Regions from separate parts of the Mus musculus genome. Here all the other regions are linked to region 3. A link is a loop called in an ENCODE intact Hi-C map of the cell type or tissue named here. Cell type or tissue: heart. All regions are shown on one strand.

The links. Peaks named below come from ENCODE experiments on the same cell type or tissue, not always from the same donor. Only the 100,000 strongest peaks of a DNase experiment are listed, where the experiment ranks them.
Region 1: it touches region 3 in a loop (10-fold over the local background); 24 of 42 quality-filtered maps call a loop at or near these places.
Region 2: it touches region 3 in a loop (2.3-fold over the local background); 14 of 42 quality-filtered maps call a loop at or near these places.
Region 4: a loop joins it to region 3, with 6 times the contacts of the local background. A loop is called at or near these places in 6 of 42 quality-filtered maps.
Region 5: a loop joins it to region 3, with 4 times the contacts of the local background. A loop is called at or near these places in 4 of 42 quality-filtered maps.
Region 6: a loop joins it to region 3, with 6 times the contacts of the local background. A loop is called at or near these places in 37 of 42 quality-filtered maps.

Annotation. Positions count from the first base shown.
Region 1 is chr13:23,595,830-23,599,829 of GRCm38, reverse strand. All of the region lies in intron 1 of H2bc6 (H2B clustered histone 6), which reads left to right. It overlaps Gm33387 (a long non-coding RNA gene), which reads right to left. Exons shown (of 3, transcript XR_873173.2): 2 at 1,707-1,799. Among named protein-coding and RNA genes, the nearest start is that of Gm33387, 6.5 kb to the right of the region's middle. In heart, a CTCF peak has its summit at 1,629 (motif pointing right); a DNase peak (open chromatin) is centred at 1,659.
Region 2 is chr13:22,041,906-22,045,905 of GRCm38, reverse strand. H2ac11 (H2A clustered histone 11) reads left to right here and starts at 2,957. Exons shown (of 1, transcript NM_178186.3): 1 at 2,957-3,428. The coding sequence starts at 2,979. The coding sequence ends at 3,371. H2bc11 (H2B clustered histone 11) reads right to left here and starts at 2,708. Exons shown (of 1, transcript NM_178198.3): 1 at 2,248-2,708. The coding sequence starts at 2,676. The coding sequence ends at 2,296. In heart, a CTCF peak has its summit at 1,579 (motif pointing right); a DNase peak (open chromatin) is centred at 2,875; H3K4me3 peaks cover 2,370 bases; H3K27ac peaks cover 2,052 bases.
Region 3 is chr13:23,422,775-23,426,774 of GRCm38, reverse strand. Abt1 (activator of basal transcription 1) reads left to right here and starts at 2,909. Exons shown (of 3, transcript NM_013924.3): 1 at 2,909-3,189. The coding sequence starts at 2,943. It overlaps n-TYgta3 (a tRNA gene), which reads left to right and starts at 1,041; the gene lies at 1,041-1,129. n-TYgta4 (a tRNA gene) reads right to left here and starts at 270; the gene lies at 183-270. In heart, no CTCF peak of the experiment used is centred here; DNase peaks (open chromatin) are centred at 2,094 and 2,864; H3K4me3 peaks cover 4,000 bases; H3K27ac peaks cover 1,516 bases.
Region 4 is chr13:23,759,523-23,763,522 of GRCm38, reverse strand. It overlaps H4c1 (H4 clustered histone 1), which reads left to right and starts at 2,274. Exons shown (of 1, transcript NM_178192.2): 1 at 2,274-2,728. The coding sequence starts at 2,366. The coding sequence ends at 2,677. H3c1 (H3 clustered histone 1) reads left to right here and starts at 1,137. Exons shown (of 1, transcript NM_013550.5): 1 at 1,137-1,638. The coding sequence starts at 1,170. The coding sequence ends at 1,580. In heart, no CTCF peak of the experiment used is centred here; DNase peaks (open chromatin) are centred at 1,182, 1,492 and 2,162; H3K4me3 peaks cover 3,331 bases; H3K27ac peaks cover 3,791 bases.
Region 5 is chr13:23,367,021-23,371,020 of GRCm38, reverse strand. Zfp322a (zinc finger protein 322A) reads left to right here and starts at 1,813. Exons shown (of 5, transcript NM_001111107.2): 1 at 1,813-1,886; 2 at 2,816-2,901. The region is part of intron 3 of 4930586N03Rik (RIKEN cDNA 4930586N03 gene); the gene reads right to left. In heart, no CTCF peak of the experiment used is centred here; a DNase peak (open chromatin) is centred at 1,720; H3K4me3 peaks cover 2,910 bases; H3K27ac peaks cover 2,196 bases.
Region 6 is chr13:23,523,293-23,527,292 of GRCm38, reverse strand. Gm11335 (predicted gene 11335) reads left to right here. Exons shown (of 2, transcript NR_167693.1): 2 at 1-919. It overlaps n-TRtcg1 (a tRNA gene), which reads left to right and starts at 765; the gene lies at 765-837. In heart, a CTCF peak has its summit at 2,471 (motif pointing right); DNase peaks (open chromatin) are centred at 732 and 2,452; H3K4me3 peaks cover 2,085 bases; H3K27ac peaks cover 795 bases.

The DNA of each region.
Region 1 (4,000 bases), 170 kb before region 3:
GTAAAACCCTGACTAGGACAACTAGAAAATAAATTAACTAATAAAATAAAAATTTTCTCCCTTGTTTCACTTTACTCTGGCTTCTTTGCTATACTGTATGCTTTATATGTCTCTGCTGGTGTTGCTCTTTAATTAGATTGTAAGAAAAGTACAGTGTATATGATGCTAATTCTTTACTATCGTGCTATTTTTTTCTGAAGCCAATATCAAATTATTCAAGTTATGCTGTGTGTACTTCAAAACATTATTCTCTGTGTCTTAGGGTTTTACTGCTGTGAACAGATACCATGACCAAGGTACCTCTTATAAGGACAACATTTAATTGGGGCTGGCTTATAGTTTCAGAGGTTCAGTCCATTATCATCAAGGTGGGAACATGGTGGCAAACAGGCAGGCATGGTGCAAGAGGAGCTGTGAGTTCTACATCTTCATCTGAAAGCTATCAGAATATTGGCTTCCAGGCAGCTAAAATGAGGGTCTTAAAGCCCACACCCACAGTGGCACACCTACTCCAACAAGGCCATACCTTCTAATAGTGCCACTCCCTGGGCCAAGCATATACAAACCTTGACACTCTGTATCTTAGCTTGTCTGTTGTATTTAAATCTTTTCTAATCTTAGATGCAGTTCATTACCTGTTACAGTAATTTCTAAGGGTAATATGTTGAAAGGTTAGCCCACAACAGAAAGTATAAAATCACTTTTTTGGCATATTTTGTTTTATTTTGTGTATGCATGCATGTGACAGAGTGAAGGCCCATTAGAAGGCAGATAGAAAGCTGGGCAAGGGTTTCTGGAGTGGCCTTGCCCCTTTGATGTGGGCTGGCTCTGGAACAAACATTTTGGAAGAAGGTAAGGAAAACAGGAGGACCCAGGGGACTTTGGAAGGCCTAATATGCATCCCAGCCAATGTGATTTGCAACTCCACATTTTTTTCTCACAACCTTGATGAAGCTTTTATCCCCCAACCCCTTTTTGCCTTTTTAAATTTTCTTCCTTTTCTCCTCTTCCGCCTCCTCCTCCTCCTTCTTTCATTTTTCTTCTGCATTTATCCAAGATAATAAATTATTTGTGAATCCTAATACCGTGTGGATCCCAGAGATGGAAATCAATCAAGGAGGAGAGCTTGGCAGCAAATGCCTTTGCTTGCAGAGCCGTCTTGCCAGCCTCTGAAACTGTCCTTTTACAAACCCTGCCAGTCTCCTGCGGCGTCATGGTTAGGCGCATGTTGCACGTTATTGCTGGATCACTTCTGCTTGCTCCTGTTCAAATTGCCCGTTTGTATTTACTCAAACCACAATAAGTCATTAGTTTATGGCTTCTGAGAATTTCAATCTCTGAAATTCTTTGCTTGTCTGCGGAAGTGTGCAGAAATTTCTGTTGATGACCAAGGGATGCTCCAAGCTGTCTGTTTTTCACTTTGACATCATGAAATTTATTTTTAACCTTATATTTCAACAACCAGAGTCCTTGAGGATGAGTCTGTCACGTAAGAGGCACACGATAAACAGTAGTTCAATAGACGACTTGCCTACACCTAAACAATTAACAACAACAACAACAATGATAATAATCAAAGGTTGCCAACTGAACTTAAAAACATAGTTGATAGCCTAAAAGAAAAAGCGATTTGCCTTTGGAAACCACTAGGTGGCGCTGCGAGGCTGCATAATTTTAATGCCAGGGCCCTTGAAACTCCACTGTACCGTTTGGATCCAGCTTCTTCCTCTGTCCTCTGCCAGTTGTATAGACAAACAGACTCTGAATTTACCCTTGATCTGAGTGTAGGCATCTTCGTTCTGAAAAACAAAAACAAAAACAAAACAATAACAACAATCCGAAACTCTTTCCTCCAGCAGTCAAAAATGAACTCTTAAATCTCAAATCTCTTGGTGACATTTACCCAGAAGTTCCTAGCCTTTATGTTCATTACCCTGTTTAGGTCTTAAGTCTATGTTGTTCTGTGGCATTTCAAGGATTTCTGTTGTTATATATAATTGTTTATTGTTTTTTAAGCAGGCAAGGATGGGTTGTGCGGGTGAAGATTTTCAGAGTATCTGGTCTTCCTCTCTGTAAATTAAAATCCTTATCGTGTCCCTTTCTATCATTAACATGTTGAGCCTTCATCTTCTGTCTGGTGCTAAGATAGCTGTGTGCCATTCTCCTGTAAACACTAACCAGGTGTTGTTTATGTCAATGCATGAGTTGTTTTCAGGCTGATAGACTTATATTACATACATTTAGATAATTATTGTAATATATAATTAATGTGCATATAGGTCCCTTATTTTAATACACAACATATACATACTCCAGATCTGATTCATTTTTAGAAGGCAAAGGCAAACGTAAACCTTCCTTCTCTGAGTTCTCACCCATAAAGGAAAACCTTGGAACGTATCTTTAAGTCAATGTGATATTTAAGTTTTACTTAGTGAGGTGGGGGGAAAAAAAGTTGTGAATGTGGGGGTAGATTTCACAGGGCAAACTTTATCAGAACAGTAGTCATGCTTGCAAGCATTCTAGCCAATTGTTTTGATTGGATGCTTGGTTGACCTTTGGGTTTGCTTTCATTTTTCATTTCCTGTAGCCCATGCTGGCCTAGAACTCGCTATGTAGCCAAAACAGCTTTGAAGCCCTCATCCTTCTGCCACTACCTCCCAAAGAGCTGGAACTAAAGCATATGTAGCACAAGGACCTGCTCCGATGTACTCTTCAAACTAGCATCTTGTGGTCTAGTAAGACACTACATTGCATCAGCAGGCAATGGGGACTTCAACAGGAAACAAGCAATTCCGATTGGATCGGGAACTCTGCAGTCTGTGCACGAACAACACACATCACTATAAATCACTGATAATTTCCACTAACTCTGCACTACACTAACGCAATACCAAGTGTGTTTCATAGTCATTTATACACATTAGGCCTAGCATGTTTTTAATGAGATATTACTTGCTCCACCTGACAATACTGACCGTGATGTGAGGTGACCCTGAAAAACAACAGCAAGTAAAGACATCCTAAATGTCTTAAAATGGTTTTGGTTTGTTTGTTTGTTTATTTGTTTGTTTGTTTTTGGGTTTTGTTGTTGTTTTTCTGGGTTTTGTTTGTATCTTGTGGAGTTTCTGATTTAAATGGACATTTTGCTTTGTTTCCTGAGCCAAACACAGACTAAATTCTTATTCTTTCCCTTGTAAATAATAACCTGACCTGTCTTACAGATTAATTTACAAAGTGCTTCTTACTCAATTTTAGTTAAAAATTCTTCTTCATGCAGGCCCTTGGAATCTCACCTCCTCTCCGTCTGAGCCTGTGTATGTTCCCACCTTGAGTATCTCTATGAGACTAGCCTGGCTTCCAGCTAAAATGTTCTTTGATCTACTGTTCTGCCAGGCTATATTCTGTTGCGCTTTCCAACATGGGGTACCTTAGGACCATTTCTGCTCTTGGTGGGAAGTATGGGGAACGAGACAGAGTATCTGGAAGAGGAAACGGAAGAAACTGATGTTACAGGTTTACCAATAAACTTGCTTAGAAGACATTAAGTTGTGCAAAAGTAAAACTTCTCTACAGAGCAGGCCCCTCTGCCAGTCAGTTTGGAGAGGGCAACCCTGCTGACAGGTGCTAATCAAGCCCTGTACCTCTTATCAGAAAGAGCATTCTGCTAGGCAGGCAGGAAAACCCTGGTTGGCAGCTGTGTGGGAAAGGCTGCCCTACTCTGTCTCTAGAAAACTGTAACAATGTTTTATACTGCGAAGGTCCCTACGTGTTCAAAGACCAAACCTTGGGATTTTACTCTATGAAACATGGTAATTGATCAAAGTGTAACCTGGGGCCATAAACCTATATAAACCGTCAAGGATTTCTGTTCAGAGAAGTCATGAGCAATCATTACAAGTTTTTTTCTTATTAATCTCTACGTGCTTAGGGTGGTTACACACTCAGTAGGTGTATTCATTCTAAACAGAACAAGCGTCATTGAACTTCAGTCTTTCCA
Region 2 (4,000 bases), 1.4 Mb after region 3:
ACTCATCTCTGTTGCTTCTGCCCTGGACTCAGCACTTCATAGCTGGCTGCCACTGTGGAAGTAAAAGTGAGAGAATCAACACAATGAGTCGTGGGGAGTCCAAGAGATCCCCATGTACCACCTACCTTCTCACCGGGTGTCTTCAAGTCACAATTCTTGGTACTTCACTAACTTATCCAGATTCTATTGCCTTAGTTGGGGGTTATTATTGCTATGATAAAGCAAATTGTGGAGGAAAAGTTTTATTTGGCTTACACTCTCACATCATTGAAGGAACTCAGGAGAGAAAATCAAACAGGGCAGGATCCTGGAGGCAGGAGCTGTTGCAGAGGCCATGGACTGGCTTACTTCCTGTGGTTTGCTCAGCCTGCTTTCTTATAGACCCCAGGACCTCCAGCGGAGTGGTAGCCCCACCCACAAATGAGCTCAGTCCTCCCACATCAGTCACTGGTTAAGAAAATGTCCTACAGGCTTGCCTACAGCCCAGTCTTATGGAAGTATATTCTCATTGGAGGCTCCCTCCTCTCCGTTGACTCTAGCTTCTGCTAAGTTAACATAAAACTAGCTAGCACAAATACACAGTGCCAGACACCTCTAGAACCTAGAGAACTTAAGTGATCAAAATGTTCTAACTCCATTTCAAAATATGCCATCCACCAAATCCAACTCCCAAGGTATCTAACTTCTAATGGAAAGAGTGGGTAAGTTGAGCCAGTGAGCAAATGAACAAGGAAAGAACAGTATGCCAAATCCCAGATCTTGGGATAAAAACTGTGATATCAGTGGGGCGCATAGATGACAAGATGTCAAAGAAGACATTGTTCTTAAGATGAGTTTCTGTTGTCAGGACTCAGAAGTCCTTCCAGACAGAGTGAAGGCCCCAATTATAAAAGAGAATAACTATGTGTCCGCCCCACAGTGATCCCAAACACAGGAACCACTGTCCGTCCTTCCTCTCAAAGAGAAGAATCGGGCTTTTCTTCAAAGAAGATGCAGCAGCCATGCTGTAGGGTCCCTTCCAAGATCAGGTAATTAGTGTACTAATAAACTACTAGCGTATTTTGGTCACATTACTCATAAATAGAAAGGGGTTCCTTCCAAGAAGCTAATGAGAAAAGCAACAGGCAGAACCACATTAGAAACAGCTTTAACCGCAGTCATTTGAATCCATAAAGCAGGCTAAGAAGAGCCCTGATGCTTGTCTTTACAGGTTGTACATGGGTACATGCCTAAGTTGTCCACCTGAAAGAAAGGAGCCCTAAACTCACAGATAGACAGGTTGAGAGACTGACTCCACCTTTGGTTGAGTTTCCCCAAGATGTCATTTGAAGGTGTTAGGGTTATCCTGGGGATAGGGCCTTGAACTCAGAGTCATTGTTTGTTCAAGTCTTTTTTTAACCAAGGTTGTGCCTAACCTGGAAGTCTGACTAGAGTTTAGTATAGAAGTTGAAAACCCTAAATGACATATATTCCATCACCAAGTAAGTAAAGGACAAGAGACATTGGAGTCTGCTGGGAAGACTCTGACATATGCAGTTAGACTCTAGCTAATCCAAACTGTGTTATCCTAAATGGCCACAAGATGGAGACATATCTTTTCAACTAATCTTCAACTAAATGGAAAAATCTGACAACTCTTCCCTGGAGCCAACAGTTCCTTTTAGCTCTCCTTTTTGTGATACCCAGACACTGAGCTACAAGATTTGAGACTACACTGCTGGACTTAACCTAGAACATTGAGCAGTTATTTAGATTATTTAGAAATGTGCTTATTGACAAAAAGAGAAGCTGTTCATTACTGAGACTGGATCTATTCCACTTTAAAGGGGTAGGTTTGGCTCGGGGAGACAAATTGAAGTATAACTGATGAAAAAATGTGGTATCCAAGTATCCATTACATTCTTCAGCAATTACCATCCACTTCCTATAGTCGTTACTAATGGCTTACTGAATTAGGAGTCTAAAGACACTCAGTTGAGTTATATGAAATCCTAATAGCATCTGAAAATTCATTGAGCTTCCTGTTCAGTTTATGGATAGTACAGGCATATCCTTCTCAGGAATAGAGTACTATGTTTAATGGTCTAGGGGTAACAACTACCAACTAAAATTAAAGGACAAAAAAAAAAATTACTGTAATGCAAAGTAACTACCCTGTATACCAGTATTCAGATACCAACCTGGCTGTGGTCAAACGCCAAAAACATAAGTTAGCAGTAGACATGCAGCAGCTCTCTTTAAAAATTGTGCGTGGCTCTGAAAAGAGCCTTTGGATTTGGTGTCAGCCTGGAGCGCTCACTTGGAGCTGGTGTACTTGGTGACGGCCTTGGTGCCCTCCGACACCGCGTGCTTGGCCAGCTCCCCGGGCAGCAGCAGGCGCACGGCCGTCTGGATCTCCCGGGACGTGATGGTCGAGCGCTTGTTGTAATGCGCCAGGCGGGACGCCTCGCTCGCGATGCGCTCGAAGATGTCGTTCACGAACGAGTTCATGATGCCCATGGCCTTGGAGGAGATACCGGTGTCGGGGTGCACTTGCTTCAGCACCTTGTAGACGTACACCGAGTAGCTCTCCTTGCGGCTGCGCTTGCGCTTCTTGCCGTCCTTCTTCTGGGCCTTGGTGACGGCCTTCTTGGAGCCCTTCTTCGGGGCGGGAGCGGACTTCGCAGGCTCAGGCATAGTGAAGCAGGACCTCTACGTAGAGCTATACCACAGAAGCTGATCGGCTCTTCCCTTTTAAAGAGGCCTTATTCAAATAAAGCTTAGGAAAGCAAAATGATGATTGGGTGATTGGTTTGATGACGTCATATAGGCTTTGGCCCAATCAAAATACTTGTTGCTATAATCGCTTTCCATTGGTCTAGATGAAAAGAACGCAGCCAATCCCGAACGTTCCTTTTCGCGCCCAGAGAAAACTATAAGGACCAAGCTCTTGCTCTTTGGGAACGTACAGTTGTCACTAAGGCTGTTTAATCTTTACAATGTCTGGACGCGGCAAACAGGGCGGCAAGGCTCGCGCCAAGGCCAAGACCCGCTCCTCCCGGGCCGGCCTGCAGTTCCCCGTGGGCCGCGTGCACCGGCTGCTCCGCAAGGGCAACTACTCGGAGCGCGTGGGCGCCGGCGCCCCGGTCTACCTGGCGGCCGTGCTGGAGTACCTGACGGCCGAGATCCTGGAGCTGGCGGGCAACGCGGCCCGCGACAACAAGAAGACGCGCATCATCCCGCGCCACCTGCAGCTGGCCATCCGCAACGACGAGGAGCTCAACAAGCTGCTGGGCCGCGTGACCATCGCGCAGGGCGGCGTCCTGCCCAACATCCAGGCCGTGCTGCTGCCCAAGAAGACCGAGAGCCACCACAAGGCCAAGGGGAAATAAAACCCTTTATACAAAGCACTGTTGATCGCCAACAAAGGCTCTTTTCAGAGCCACCTAACCTTTCCTAACAAGGGCTTAGCACTTAGCTTTCTGGAAAGGAATTGAACAGACTCACGGGCATAGCGCCGTAGGTTTCCTTTTTAGCAAGTTAGGCTAAATTCCAGTTTGTCATTAGTAACTTGTTTTTGCACTGAATGGAATGGAATGGAATTAGAATGAAAACATTTTGTGGCCGTCTATAGTTAATGAGCCAGCGTCTATATTCATAAAGTCAGTGCACAAGGAAAACTAGGCCACCACATCTTTGGCACTGGTTTGGGCGGGCTGTCCCTAGAGACTCAATATTAAGTCACTAAGTAGGATTAGGCCTTAGGTTTCTTAAAGGAGAGGGTTTGTATAGTGTGCATCTCAGCAAGTAGAGTCACTTTTCCCTTGTGTCCTGTAGAGCCATCCTCTACCTCCCGTGTAGTTTTAACATTGTAAACCTCAGGTAAATACACTGTAAAATCTGGTTTCTTTGAGACTTCTAACTGGAGTTCCTCCAGCATTTATAATCTTTTGTTACCTTAAATACATAATTTTGTTTAGTTTTCCTGTGCTAGAATTATTTCTGGACCTGTGTGACTTAA
Region 3 (4,000 bases):
AATGCAGCACCTTCCTTTCTTCTCCATCTTCCAAGAGCTGTGGAAAAATAGTGTGTACAGCACCTGAGCTTTGTTTATTTTACCCTAAATCCTACAATTGAGTATTTCAAGTGACATTGGTTCACTGCATTCTCTGAAAGTCCTAATATTCCCACCATAGTGAGACCGTTTCAAAAGATCATTCCTTCGAGCCGGATTCGAACCAGCGACCTAAGGATCACCACATTAGTAGTCTACAGTCCTCCGCTCTACCAACTGAGCTATCGAAGGAAGACGCTGAGTCTTTTAGCATTTGCAAGAAACATTTTTATACATGTCATAATTCATAATATTCAAACTTTTCATAACTCACATATTCCATGAAAATATCCCTGGATGGCTTCTTGTTTTTCATAACAGATTCATTTTTTTTGTCTTAGGATCAGGAAACTGAATGGCACCATAGGTATTTGCTGGCCGAGCATGACAGCACACTTAAAATGAAAAAGTTAACATTTTTGCTTGATTTTGTGTGTGTGTGTGACATGTTTCATTTATTTGCTCCACTACAATTGTGGAAAATAGTATGGACTACTCCTGTCCTACTTGTCAAAGGCCTCTTAAGTTTTGTGTCTCATGCATTTGTGTTTACCCCGGGGTTTTCCTTGTTCAAAAAGGAGAATCACAAGTTTCCTTGAAGTGGGCAATAGCTCTGCCTCAGGATGGTAGTTTGTCTATGTTACCACTGACATTTTCACTCACTTTTAATAAAGGAGGTGCTGAGACTGGACAGCACAGCAGGGAAGTGCAACAGAGGGAGGTGAGCCCTGCCTGGAAGGGCTCGTGAACATTCTTAGGAGCAGTTTTTGGAAATCTATGTAAAACACTTATACATTAAAAGCACTCAACTCAAACCTGTTCTTAAACAACTGTTGAGGGATCACTAGCTAACTTAGTTTTAGAATATCCTAGTGCCTACCAAACATTTCCTTGTATTTCAAAATGAATCAGAATAAGTCAGCCAACTATTTTACATATCCTAAAGGGTAGCTGGGCGTCTTCCTTCGATAGCTCAGTTGGTAGAGCGGAGGACTGTAGAGTTACTAGAATAGTGATCCTTAGGTCGCTGGTTCGAATCCGGCTCGAAGGAACGATCTTTTGAAAAGATATCACCATACTGAGAATCCTAGGGCTTTTAAGGGTTTCCAGTGTACCAATGTCACTTGAAACACGCAGTTGTAGGATTTGAGGTAAAAATAAACTTCAGGTACACTTAAGGTGGGAGCACTTAGATTTTACGAAATCGAGACTGGATCATGGGAAGGCGTAACGATGAAAAGATACCTGGCACGACTATTTCGCATGTTCACTCATTGACGACTCAATGATTCTTCACGATCCTCTCTATGCTCATATATATACATAATTTTAATATATAAATTAAAATTTAAAAGGGTCTCTTGTAGCCCAGGTTGGTCTGGAACTTCCTTTCTTCTCCATCTCCCAAGAGCTGAGGATTACAGGATTGCCCCGACTTCCAGTTTACTTGGCATTTATTTGGCATTTAATGTGTACAAATATTTCATTAACAATAATTTCAAGCACGTGCAAAGTACAGAAAGCCACTTAGCCACCACACTCTTGTGTCTTCTTTACATGTGCCCCTCCCCCAGTTCTCAATGTTTTGAAGTAACTATAAGACGCTCTCAAGTGTCATCATTGTTGGTGAAGTAGTCAGTTAAAAGTTAAAAGTAGGGGTCTTTTCTCTCCATATTCACTTTTCATAAAAGGAGCAGAGGTAACCAACAGCAAGTTCTCTTCAATGCAAGTCCCCAAAGTCAGGTTTAGTTATTAGGTCCTCAGAAGCACCTCAGCTTTACAAATAACGCCCAGAGTCTGTGGACACAGTTGCCCTGTCTTCTATATGTCATCGTGATGATGAAGGATAAAATATTATGTAGGGCCTTGACGAGGGACAACTTGAGTCCTCAGGATCATCCTGCTCTCCGTCCGTCCGTTAAGCAGGAGGGGAGGTTAGTACATCATTTCTAGCAGAGGCATCATCGCTCGAGCGTCATCAGCTGCTGTGGCCCGCCTCTGCGTTGGCCCTGGCGTGTAGGTCCCAAAAGCGAGGCGGCCTGCTGATGTGCGGACCGCGCCCCCTGGCGGCTGGTCCGAGGCTGAGACCTGCAACCCGGACCTTTCGCTCATCAACTTGCACAGATTCGAACACAATAGTACTCAGCTTTTTACTCAAACAGTTACAGATTTAAGTATTCACAAGGTGAAATGTAAAATTACTAAAGGCGCGTTTAAAATTTTAAAACCGCAACTCCAATTAAAATCCCAAAAGAATGCGTGCAAATTTATAAGCTGCTTCAAAAACTTTAATTTTAAAATGTTAAAACTTCATATAATTCAAATAATAAAATAAAAATTCAAATAATATGTTGAAACTTCAAATAATTAAAACTTCAAGGCTCAGACTGAAGTTTACAAGTTGAACTTCATAAAACTTTTTAAAATGTGTGTTAACCTTTCAACCACATTCGCACCACAGACCTGGAAGAAAATGCTGTTTTGGTCTCTACAACACACTCTTTCAACACTCTGTTCTGTAAAAATCCCACGAGAGGCACCAGGGTACGCTCTTGATGCATGGAGGCAAAAATCATTCATGCACATTTGTAAAAAAAATAAAAATATTCCGTGAGAGCTTGCCTCAGATGAGGGCTGCGCGCGACGGAAGTATTTTACCGGGACCCAGGTCCTGCGGCTCCCAACCCTTCTCCTCAGTCCAGTCTGTTGGCCTCGCCCCTCCCGCCCCGCCCAGTCTGTCTCTGCCCCGCCCCTCCGCACCCAGGATTTACGTCATTTCTTGGCCCCGACCGCAGATTGGCTCGCAGGATGTGCGTCATCAGATGGCGACAGATTCACGGCTGTCGTGCTCCCCAGATCTTGCCATGGTGAAAGCGGGAGAGTTGGTGGAGCAGCAAAAGGCTGCGATGGAGGAAGAGGCGAATGCAGAGGCGGCGGAGGATCAGGAGGAGCCCGAGGACACGGCCTGCAGCAGCAGCAGCAAGAAGAAGAAGAAGGTAGTTCCGGGGATTGTGTACCTGGGCCACGTCCCGCCGCGATTCCGGCCCCTTCACGTACGCAACCTGCTCAGCGCCTACGGCGAGGTGGGACGCGTTTTCTTCCAGGCCGAGGGTAAGCCCTGCGTCGAAAGGAGAGGTGACGATGCGGGCAGCCGGGCGCGACTCATTTTCTTGGCTGTACACGAATGAGGCGTGGGGTGCTGGCTCTTGGAAGGCTGTGGCCCCTTCCTAGCTGCTAAGTGTGTAGTACTCACGTCCTTTAGGTGGCAGGCAGGGGCGGGGAAGGGAAATGGAGAGGGTGAGTGGATAGAGAGAGTGGTTTAATAAGGCCTGAAAGAGACCCACGATCTTCTCTTCTTTCTATTTCTTAAAATTTTATTTACTTACTACTTTTTGTAGCTGTCTTCAGACACACCAGAAGAGGGCATCAGATCCCATTACAGATGGTTGTGAGCCACCATGTGGTTGTTGGGAATTGAACTCAGGACCTCTGAAAGAGCAGTCAGTACTCTTAACCACTGAGCCATCTCTCCAGCCCTCTCAATTTTCAAATAGTCCCTGAAACTGTATGATTAGCCTCCTTCAGCCTCTTCACCTTTGTTTGTTTGTTTGTTTGTTTGTTTTTCGAGACAGGGTTTCTTTGTAGCTCTGGCTGTCCTGGAACTCACTCTGTAGACCAGGCTGGCCTCGAACTCAGAGATCCGCCTGCTGCTGCCTCCCAAGTGCTGGGATTAAAGGCGTGCACTACCATGCCTGGCTCTCTTCCACCTCTTGACATGCACAACTTGGAAATGGAGGTGGGGACTGGTGTTGTTCTTGGTGCTGTTCTAATGTTCAAGAAGTTGTCATTTGAAGGGAGGCATGAATTAAGGAAAGGAGGAGCTGCCCCTTACAGACAGCCGTGTTTCATCAATCCCTGTAAA
Region 4 (4,000 bases), 340 kb before region 3:
ATTCCACCGACCTAGCTTCGTGTTTTTGCAGGTAGAGGAGGCGGCCTCAAAACTTCTCCGGCTGGCTGCTTGAGGTGGAATTTCAACCACAGCAGATTCTCCTTGTACTCTCCTGTTTTATCATCAGAAAGTGGTAGATGCCTATCAAAAAGGAGCTCAACTAGTGAAAGGTGGCTGTAAATTAGTCAATTAAAACCCAGAAAGCCAGCTTGTGGGCCTTCTCTGCGGGTTTCAGTATTGATTCTTGGCAGTAATGGGAGCAATGTATCGTTACTTTATATTTTAGTTATGCAAGAGGCTTAGTGTTCTTTTAAGGAGTGTCAGCTTGCGACAGTGATTTCATATTGTGAGCCAGTAGTGGCTCAAATAAAAAGAGAAAAGGCAGGACACGACTTTTCCCAGGATATGCAAGTACACAATAGCTCTGGGAAAGTCTTGCCCATTTTTTTTTTTAAAGAATTTAAAAGTGCAATCCTAACATGGTATGACGATTTCTATAGTTTATAGTTAAAAAATTGTTTTCGAACGTATCAGTGATATCTGGCCAAAAATGCGTGAAAGTATTTTGAAAATTCAAGCTCCAAATGCAAGAACTCAAAGCATCCATACAAGTACAGCCATTTAATGAAGAAATGCTCAGAATAACCCGAGTCAGACGTCTGTACTTTTACTCCCATGTTTCTCTCCATTTCTTTACAGTGTGGGTTGCAACAAAATGGAGACTTTCCACGCAAATGAAGAGTTCTAAATCTGCTGTTTTAGTGGCTATTTACGAAAGGCAGTAAACCAATCAAAAGGTAGAATCTGGCCTACTCTCCTTCAATGTAGAAGTCACATTGTTACATTTCAATAATGAAGATAACAAGATTGTTCTCTATTCTTCAATGCCACTAAGTCCAAGCTGCAATGTGTTTGGAAGCAGATGTGCTGTAGAAGATAACAGTCACTGGAATTTTATTCCATTTACTTTAAAACACACACATACAAAAATAAGTACCGCGGCAGACTACCTTAGCCTCAACTGCAGTTCTTAAACATAAACCAATCAGAGTCTTAAACGTCACAGATAACCAGTATTTTCATCCAATCACTATCCTTTGCATACTATAAATAGTAGTTCTGAACTCACCATCTCCAAGTGCTCACCAGCTTGCTTTCTAGTTTTTGCTATGGCTCGTACTAAGCAGACCGCTCGCAAGTCCACCGGCGGCAAGGCCCCGCGCAAGCAGCTAGCCACCAAAGCCGCCCGCAAGAGCGCCCCGGCCACCGGCGGCGTGAAGAAGCCTCACCGCTACCGTCCCGGCACCGTGGCGCTGCGCGAGATCCGGCGCTACCAGAAGTCGACCGAGCTGCTGATCCGCAAGCTGCCGTTCCAGCGCCTGGTGCGCGAGATCGCGCAGGACTTCAAGACCGACCTGCGCTTCCAGAGCTCGGCCGTCATGGCTCTGCAGGAGGCCTGTGAGGCCTACCTTGTGGGTCTGTTTGAGGACACCAACCTGTGCGCCATCCACGCCAAGCGTGTCACCATCATGCCCAAGGACATCCAACTGGCCCGCCGCATCCGCGGGGAGAGGGCGTAATTGTACAGTTCCGTACAGTTCTACGGAATTAACCAAAGGCTCTTTTCAGAGCCACACACGATTTCAAGTAAAATGGCTGTAATTTACTCCATCCTTAAACGAACCTATATATTCCCTAGTGTCTATAACGGTGGATATTCCCCAAAACTTGAGTTTATAACAGCCCAAAGTTGATATCAAGTACAAAATAGGTCAACTGATTGTCTGGTTTTACCCGTGGAATATGCGTAAAGTGTACAGGTCGGATCTCTGACGTGACCTACTCGCAGGCTTTCGGTCCTTATAGGGCTCCGATCCAGAGAGGGGTCTGTGATGTCACTTTTCCCGCCGTCCGGCTTTCGGGGCGGGGCTGATGGGCGAGATATGTGACATCACTTTCCCGCCGGCGCGCTTTCTGGTCGTGACTGAGGGGCGGAATTTGTGAAGTCACTTTCCCGCCGGCGGGCTTTTGCGTCTTTCCCGGCATGGCTGAGAGGAGGGATCAGTGATGTCGCTTTCCCGCCGGCGCGCTTTCGGGTCTTGGCTGAGGGGCGGGGTTTGTGATGTCATTTTCCCGCCGGCGCGCTTTCGGGGCATGGTTGATGGGAGGGATTTGTGACGTCACTTTCCCGCCCGGGCGCTTTCGGTTCTTTCCCGCCAGGTCTTATTGGCGGGGTTTATGACGTCACCGTCCGGCGGGCGGGTTTTCGTTTGTGTGATTCTGTTGGGGGTGGGAGATCAAGGCCAAGCAGCTATATAAAGGACCGACTCTCAGCTCTGACTCCATTTTCCATTCTTCCTAAGACATGTCGGGTCGCGGCAAGGGAGGAAAAGGCCTGGGCAAAGGCGGCGCTAAGCGCCACCGTAAGGTTCTCCGCGATAACATCCAGGGCATCACCAAGCCCGCCATCCGCCGCCTGGCCCGGCGCGGGGGAGTGAAGCGCATCTCCGGCCTCATCTACGAGGAGACCCGCGGTGTGCTGAAGGTGTTCCTGGAGAACGTGATCCGCGACGCCGTCACCTACACGGAGCACGCCAAGCGCAAGACCGTCACCGCCATGGACGTGGTCTACGCGCTCAAGCGCCAGGGCCGCACCCTCTACGGATTCGGCGGCTAAGACTTTTTTAATTTGTATTTTCTAACCAAAGGCCCTTCTCAGGGCCGCCCACATTCCCTGAAAAAGCGCTGTAATACTGAACCACCTAACAGCTTGGGCATCTCAGAATATAGAGAAATTGAGTAAATAAACCTTGAGTGCCTTTGGAGAATTGTAAGGTCAAGTTTGCACCATTTTCTTGGAAAAGAAATACTGCCTTATTAAGTGTGCGCAGCTAAACTCTGTTCCTTGAGGAAAGCCTGAGTGAGGGATAGGAAAGCAGTTAAGCATGGTTCTCATCTAACCACATTAAAAACGTCTGTAAGTCCGGGCGGGGTTCAAGTAAAGTCCATGTAAGGCAGAACTAAACATTCCTCATAATTCTCAACCATTTGCCCTGAGATGTGGCCTTTTTGCCAACAATGCAATGGCAAAAATTGTTTTTTGTTTTGTTTTGTTTCTCTTTCTCAGAACAGGCAGAGTCCCAGCGGATTCATGTCTTAACATGGTGATTACACAACTAAGATAAATGGCATTGTATTTGAGAACTCTAATGCCGTGTAAGTATAGTAGCTTCCATTTCATGACCCCCTTTACAGCTTCACCCCGTGGCCAAGGTTGGTAAAGGCAGGGGTGTTCTTGGAATAGCTTCCTGTAGTCTGATTTTTGTTAATGTGATTGGCCAGTGTAGGCAGATTGAGGAAAGCTGCTACAATTTTGGGGTGAAGCAGTGACAGTTTGAGAGCACAGGTGAAGGGGATGTGAGCTCACTTTGTGACTGAAAATAGGAAAATAACTTTTCCTGCAATGAATGGCCTAGACAACTTGATCCTTCACCCAAGTTCTAGCATTACTGTTTACCACCACACCCAGCTTGCTGGCACTTTTTTGCCTTCCTCCTCCATCTTCATCTTCTTGTGGTTTTGTTGTCTATGTATTTTTTCTTTCGATTGTCTTTATTTTAGTCATCATTTAAAAAGGAGAGTTTTGAACCTCATCCTGTCGCTATTAGCTAGGTCTAAGTATCTCTCCTTGATTTGGGAATTCCTGTTTTCCAACCGTGAATTTCTGGTAGAAAAATGAACTATTCAGCATAGCTTCATCTTAAACTAATGCATATAATTCATGGATAATACATCCTGGAAAGTTTCAGGAGGAGAGCAGACAGAAGAACAAGAAAATGTGATCTCTCTTGATGGTGATTGATCATTTTATCCCTCCTCTAAATTCCTTTGGGAGGTATTTCTTTGCTATTAGGTAATGTGCCAGCCGCTCCCTGAGGCCAGCAGAAAACAATGGATTCTCATGAGCAGTAAATGTCATGTAGATGCAGATCTTGGATCG
Region 5 (4,000 bases), 56 kb after region 3:
AGCTTCCCGTTATTAAATGTATAAGTCGGCAAGTTAATCTTCCGGTTTACAGTGGCTGTTAAGAGTCTATGCATGGACCTTGGTAGCTCTACCAAGCTAGGCTCAGCTACCTGTCTTCAATTTGTCAAAAAGACAAGCAAGACAAAGCAGTGAAAGCGGTTTACTCAATATGGTCACACTAGGAAGAGGAGTAAGTAAAGGGGTTCAACCACTAACACGACGTTCAGAATATTTTAAAGGTCATGAGATGTGCATAAGTAAGGAGTCCTGGTAGCTACAATCATAAGTAGCCCCACTCATCACAGTCAGGACTGTGTGAAATCCTGCCCTAACTCTCCCACTGGCCAAGGCCCTAGTCCTTTCCTTGTTCTCAGCAGAAGACTCCTATCACAATTCCAATCCTTTGAGTCCATTGTCTCAACACTCTTATAGCTGAAGGGGATGGCATAAACACATACTCTCCTGCAATAACATGTGTACATTTCTTCCTAATATAGCCATACACAGCTCATTCTATAGTGTGATTCGAATTGTGTTTGGTACATCTTACACTAAAAACAGTTAATAAAAAGTTATTTAAATATTAAAATTAGGGCTAGAGAGATGGCTCAGCATTTAAGACCACTTGCTCTTGCTGATGACCCTGGTTCATTTTCCAGCCAGCACTCACATGGTAGCTCATAAACCATGCATTATTCCAGTTCCAGGGGATCTGACATCCTCCTAGAGTGCGCGCGCACACACCACGTGCACATATATGCTGATAAAACACCCATACATAGAAAATAAGTCTAAGAAAAAAAACTTAAATATTTGAATGACACTGGTGGGATTTTTTGTCTTAAAATTTTAATTTAAAATAAGCTGCAGAAATTCTGCAAATTCTGAAAACAGGAATTAGTGAATTCAGAATACATAATTGCCATCCTCAGACCCTAACTCTAGAATTTAACAGCCAATCCAAGTTCTTCTCCAGACCAGAGAATTCTAGTACTCACTTCCCATGTGAGGGTTTTTGTTATATACATGTGTGTATGTGTATAGTATATATATATGTGTGTGTGTGTGTGTGTGTGTGTGTGTGTGTGTATTATATACTTATTATTGTGTATGCCTGTCAGAAGACAACTTTTACGGTTAGTTCTCTCTTTCCGCTTTTGACATTGGTCTCAGAGATCAAATTCAGGTCGCGAGGTTTTATTTAGCAAGAAGCACTCTTTGCTCCTCACTCTCGACAGAAGCCATCTCGCCAGCCTACATACATTTTTTTTTTCAAGTAGGGAAAATATTGACTGTTCTTTTTTGTTTTTTGTTTTTTTTTCTGAATCTGTCTTCAGCCTAGAATCGCAATCAGAAAGGACAGAAATCCTTTCAACACGGTTTCCCCGCAGCTTTCTCCAGCAATAAGGCCACGCCGCCGCTGCCTATTCAAAGCTTCTCATAGTTTGCTGGCATGAGTGACAGCACCAAAGAGCCTTTGTAATTCTCCACTTCTCCGGCTTTTCAAGGTATTTAAAACCGAGTCCGCTGCATCTATCCTTGAGACACTACTCCTAACTCTTGATTTGAACAGCCGTGGAGAAAGAAAACAGAAGTTCAGAGCCGCAGTACCGGGCGCAGGGCACGGTTTCAATTCAGTGGGTACCGGAGCTGCTGCAGTCCCAAATTCCAGGAGCTGAAAAGGTAGTTGTCGGACGCGAAAGAGCCAGGGCGCAGGCGCGCTCAGGTTCCGCCCATTTCGGGAGGTCCGGTGCTTATTGGCCCGGAATCCCGGTGCAGCCCTATGAGGGGTAGTTACGTGCCTCGGGGCGTGGCTACGCCTCCCTGTCCTTGCTGGTGAGAGCGGTTTGTCTTGGCCTTGTGGTGTGCGGGGACCGCTTCTCCAGGTTGGTATCCGGCGGTTGGCTTGCCGACCTCTCAGCATCTCGGCCCACTCTCCTTCCCTAGGAGACCGTGGGACCGAATCGGCCATCGCCGAGTGCTCGGCCCCGGAAGCTCCGGCTTGAGGGTCCAGTCACCGGAAGTGCCGCCCTGGGCGGCGGAGTAAGCGTTCAGCGGGTCCTCGAGGTCCTTGGCCGTGAGAGGGGTCCGGGCCAGGCGCGGCGCCCTTCTTGTCGCTGTCAACGAAAAGTTGGGAGGAGAAACCTGTGAGACTGTCCTGGAGGTAGTAATGGAGCCAGGCTCGAATGCAGTCTGGAGCCTTCCTGAATGTCTAGACAACCATGGGCACTGGGGGGACCCTCCCCCAGCCTTAAGGGCGGAGATTAGTTGAGTTCCCCGGAATCTGCAGAATCTGTTTGCTCAAAGCATTCCATAGTCATTTATTTTTAGCAGCCTTGGTCCTGTGTAACATTGCATTCATGAATCGTATTCCTACAGGTTTTAGTGCACGAGGAATGAATCCTTGATCTCAGAAGTTGAAATAATAATGCGCCTATCAGTCACCTGAGCGTTTGAGGTAGAGGTAGGAGGATAGGGAATTAAAAGCCAGTTTAAGCTGCCTAGCGATTTTGAAGCTAGCCTAAGCTACGTGAGACTCTCCCCGTCTTAACAGCAAGAAAAACAAGGCCCAGGGCTTTGTTCTGAACTTAAAAATCTCTCAGCTAGAAGAATTCTTGTTATTTTGTGTAGAGCAGGTCAGAAAGAAACGGCTTCTTGAAGGAGGAACGGAAACATTAGAATGAGCAAAATTTTGCTGAAGGATGATGTCAGGATTGGAGAGTGCATGGGACATTATTTAAATGGCCTACTGTTAAAAGGAAAAATGTAAGCTTTGCAGTCATGCTCATTCAACATTGCTGCTTTTTTCCTCTAGGAGAGGGAAGAATTAAATATTATGAGTACTTCTGGATTAGAGACCTTGTGGATCTGAAAAAAATAAATCGTTGGGTTCTTGTTAAGGTAAGTGGCATACATCTGTTTCTATATAAATGTGAATTTTGGAGTAGGGATGGGACAAGAAAGAAGGTAAAACATACTTGGGAAAAGGAAAAGGGTCTTTCTGGTGACTAACATAGTGGCCCTTTGATAACCTTTCAGTACACCTATTTTTCTAACAGGCATACACAGCAGATTTGCAACAATTGTCCTTCTTTTGATTTACCATACAAAGAAGGCAGTGTGCCCAATGCTCAGACAGGCTCTAGGATGGATATTTAAACCTGGCTCTGTTACTTAACTGCCTGTGAGTTCTTGTGTAATTAGGTAACTGTCATAGCAACAGGTTTTCTATCAGTAAGATGGTGGTAATATTTGATTTTACAGTGTTCTTGGGAGGATTAAATGTCCATAATCCATGTAATCAATGAAAATTGAGGCAACCCCTGGTCTGAGGCTGTACAGCAAGTATGGTTTTTAAGACAATACGTTAAATACTTACTGTTTGATCATCCCATATATCCTTTAACCGAAAAGAATCTTGAGCTCTGAAGTTTTGTTGCTTAGCCTGTCTATTTGAACTTTTGTCTGCTCTTCGCTTATGAAATGGAGTCTGGTGTTGCTCGTGAAAAAAACAAAACAAAACAAAAACCAGAAGTCCTCCCTTCCTAGGAGGGGTAAAGGAAGCATGTTAGAGACAGTAGCCTGGAGTAAGGATTTGGAGGATGGGTTTGTGTTTGCCAGATGCACATTGGAGACCCAAGGATAATGATACTCCTTTTTCAGTCTGAGACTTGGCTACTTGTTGTTTTTTTAATTGTTTAACAGATGCATTCTAAATGTTACAGATATTGCAGTAACCAAAAGACAAAACCCTAACCATAGTAGATGTTATGCTCTAGTAGGAGAGACAGACAAGGGAACGTACATAAAGTACATCTCTTAATGTTGGATAGTGATGCTGTAAGGTGGTGTGAAGGGCCATGAAGGTGTGTTGCTTTTTTAGGTAGTAAGTTTCAGGCTACTTAAATCGGATAATGGAGAAAGCTACATTGAGGAACAGTGGTTCCTCTACCTAAAGTAGAGGATTTTCTACCTAAAGTAGAAAAACAACATATTTTGA
Region 6 (4,000 bases), 100 kb before region 3:
AGAATGTGTCTGTGAGAACAAAGCTCACCTGGTAGATGATTGTGGAATTCCAGAACAAACGTGTGTAAAGAATTCATGTTTCTATTTCATTCTTCCTATTTTCCAGATGTTATTCTACTGACAGGAAAGAAAGGCTATGTGAAAGGCCCCTTTCTGAGCCCTAGTAATTGCTTGTTAGTAATCATGAAAGCATCATGAGTTCATGAATGTTTCTTCTTTAAAATTATTATAATACCATTTGTATTCATAAATTAAGTGTAAAACATGATAATAGTCAAAAGTATTCATATTCCTAACTCTGGGTCTTTTCACTTCTTAATGAAAGCTAATTTACACATAGCAATTAAGGACCTTGATTCTGTCAAGAAGCCAGAGGACCCCCACACCCCCCTTCCAAACGTACTGTTTCCTTTTTGAAATGAACAGTATGTATATTGAAAAGTGCTGTGGCATCAAGTTATAAGAATCAACGAAAGTAGGAGAACATGGGAGGGTGGCTTTGTCACGCCGTAGGGTCTGTAATAAATGAGTTTGTGAATGATGAGCATTAATAAGGAAGCAGTTCTCAGTCTATGCAAACTGCTTGCTTAGCCGTGAATTGCAGTACCGAAATAACTCGGTTCCAGCTTTTCTAAATCTGACCATGTGGTCTCAAATAATCCGTAGGATCTCCTAGCGAGGACCGCATTGTCTTTTATAATGTGCAGAGCCCAGCAGACGGTTCCTTTCACTTCCTAAGTCTTCTGGACAAGAGCTGCCTCTGTGACCACGTGGCCTAACGGATAAGGCGTCTGACTTCGGATCAGAAGATTGAGGGTTCGAATCCCTTCGTGGTTACTTAACTTTTCTTTTTTTCTCTGATTTCTATAAGTTAAATTATAACGTCCGATCAAAAAATAAAAAAAGACTCCCTCATTTTCTGGGTTTTCCGAAATTCTTGCTTGCTTCAGTCAAAGGGAAAGGGGAGACCATTTTCGACACCTTAAAGCAGTAGTCCTCAACCTTCCTAATATTGCGACCCTTTAATACAGTTCTTCATATTGCAGTGATCCCCAGCTATAAAATTATTTCGTTACTACTTCATAACTGTAATTTTCCTACTGTTATAAATCTTAACGTAAATATCCTGATATGCAAGATATTTGCTATACGAGTCCCAATGCGGGGGTCGCGACCCCCAGGTTGAGAAACACTGCGAAGAACTGAGTTCGAGAAAGACAAGAATCAACTGAAATGAGGCCTTTCGGTATCTTGAACTGTCAGGTTCTCCCAGGTTTAGACTGGGCCTCTGGGCCTCAGTTTTGATGGGCTGAATAATCCACAACCCCTGCATTTTTGTTGTGCTTTGAGATAGGGTTGCAAGTAGTAAAGGGTGGCCTCCTGACTGTGTCATGCACTCACTCAGGCCTGCCGCATCACACCTAGCAGAAATGGGATTTTGATACAAGAAAATAAAGACGTGCCTGAACCAAAGTGTTCCCTCTTTTCTTCTCTTCCTGTTGTACAGAAAGAAAAGGCATGCCCCATCCAGAAAACAACACAGAGGAAAACTGAAAGCAGAACAATCTCGGATACCCTGAGTGTTCAGTGGTCACTAGACGCTAGAAAGTTGTCCCCAATTCAGAAAATATGGTATTTACACCCTTTGATAAATATGTGAAACGTGTTACTTTAAGGCGGGGGTTCAGAAACACACACGCTCTGAAGCTCTTTGGAGATACATGGAAAGTGAATGAGTGGGGGAGGTAAGGGAAGAAGGAAAAAGAGGAAGAAGGGAAGGCAGTAAAAAGAAAGGTGGGAGGGAAGGAAACGAGAGGATGTGAGGAGAGGAGAAGAGAGGAGAGGAGAGGAGAGGAGAGGAGAGGAGAGGAGAGGAGAGGAGAGGAGAGGAGAGGAGAGGAGAGGAGAGGAGAGGGACGAAGGAACCGCAAACAAGCCATCAATTGTAAAATAGTAGCACTAACAAATAGCTAAATGTCCTAAACACAGACCCATCCATCCCATCCCACCCTGACTCCATATGATGACCACTACTTTCCCACATATAGCTATAGTCTTACATTATTGTTTCAGCTAGATAAAAATGACCAGGCTATCCAAGAATAGTTTCTGAACCAACTGATTCACATTACATTTTACCTCCGTTGTACTAAACCACTAAATTCCGTTTTGCCTAACTGAGGACATGTTTCTGTTGGCCGTTGTTTTATTGCTAAGAGGAAAATAATTAGATCAAGTGAAATGTTCAGTAAAAGGTCAGACAGGGACCGGGTTCCATCTCCCATACCATAGGATCCTTCAACCACATGCCTTGGTGTCTACGCAAAAAAACTTGGAAACTGCTGCTCACAGAAACTTGCACGTGAATATCTACCAAGGTCGTCCCTAGCTTCCAAAATGCCAGACTTGTGGGCCCTGGGCATCAATCTCACAGTTTCACATAGCCAAGGAGTGCTTCAGGCCAGCCACATGAGGGCGCCAGAGAGACACCAAATCCTTATCCATAATCAACAATTTTGACCAGTTTTTTTCCCTTGGCAGTTCTGGGAACCAAACCCCAGATTCAGGGTCTTGCTCAGGTAAGCAAGTTGCTCTCAAATTTGAAACAAATGGGTCATCTATCTTCCATATAACACTTGCCTCTGATCCACCACTAAACCAGATCAAGAGCAGGTGGGTTAAACATTTGAACACACGCTTTGCAAGGCACAACTGTAGCAATCTTTTCCAATTTACTATTTGTTTAACATTACTATACTTTCATTTACTTGGGAGAAATAGAGAACTAAAAGACAATATTCGATGTCTTTTAAATATAAACGGGGAAAAAATAAATATTCACTTACTGGCTTTACCAGCCTTTTCACTGTGGTTTTCTATTCGTACAACACACACTTGTACCTTTCTGTGTTATAAATGTTAATGGTCTAATAGTCTTTTATTTACCATAATGCATGTGACCAAACCCTTATTACATTACAGTTATAAGCAGTGCTGCATTATACATTCCTACAGTCAGTAAATATATGCACATTGCAATGACCTGCTCATTGTAGAGGTTGCCCCAACTGGATCTACTATAGGAAGGAGAAACGATGGACATGCATACAGAAAAGGCGGGACGTCACCGGTTGTGCACGCTGGTGAGATGCACAAAGAGCAACCAGGAAATGAATGGACTTGTTGGATACAGCTGGAGGGAAAAAGGCAGGCAGGTTAATCTTTTGTTAAAAAGTTTCTGCAGTGTTAGGCTGTAAGAATCTGGAGGAAGCTGTGGTTAATAGTTTCTTCATGCAATTAGCTAAAGGGAAATCTTGACGTATATATATATATATATATATATAGAGAGAGAGAGAGAGAGAGAGAGAGAGAGAGAGGGAGAGAGAGAGAGATATGCTTGCTATAACTCTATGTGTTTGTACTTGGATTCTTCTCAGTGAAAGAACTGAATATAGCTCTGATAACCACAGCACCCATTAGTCTTTCAATTGCAGATTGAATATCTGGTGCTTTATACTAGATTTAGTTCCAGCACTGAAGATCCACCACTGAGACGGAGCAGGAACACATCACTTCCTGTTGTTATAGTGGACACTGCCGAGTGCTTATGGTGTTAGCATGTATCATGCAATATACACAACTAGCCATGTTTGAATAATTGTTTCTTTGTTTCTTTCTTTTGTTATTGCTGGGGATCAAGCCCAGGGTTTCATTTAGTGATGGGTAAATGGCTTACCTTGGAGAAAAATGCCCAGATCCTAAATTACTTTTAAAAATAGAAATGAGTATAATAAATAGTTTGGCATTAACCTGCCCCACAATGAATTTCACTCTTGGAAGGAATGTAAATTAGATGTGTTTTCCCAGAATATCATTGACAATTTACATCAGAAACTTAAAGCCTGGTCTGGTGGCTAACACTTGTCATCCCAGCATTTGGGAGGCTGAGGCAGGAGGACCACCTTGAGTTGCAAGCCAGCCTTGACATTATATATCCTTT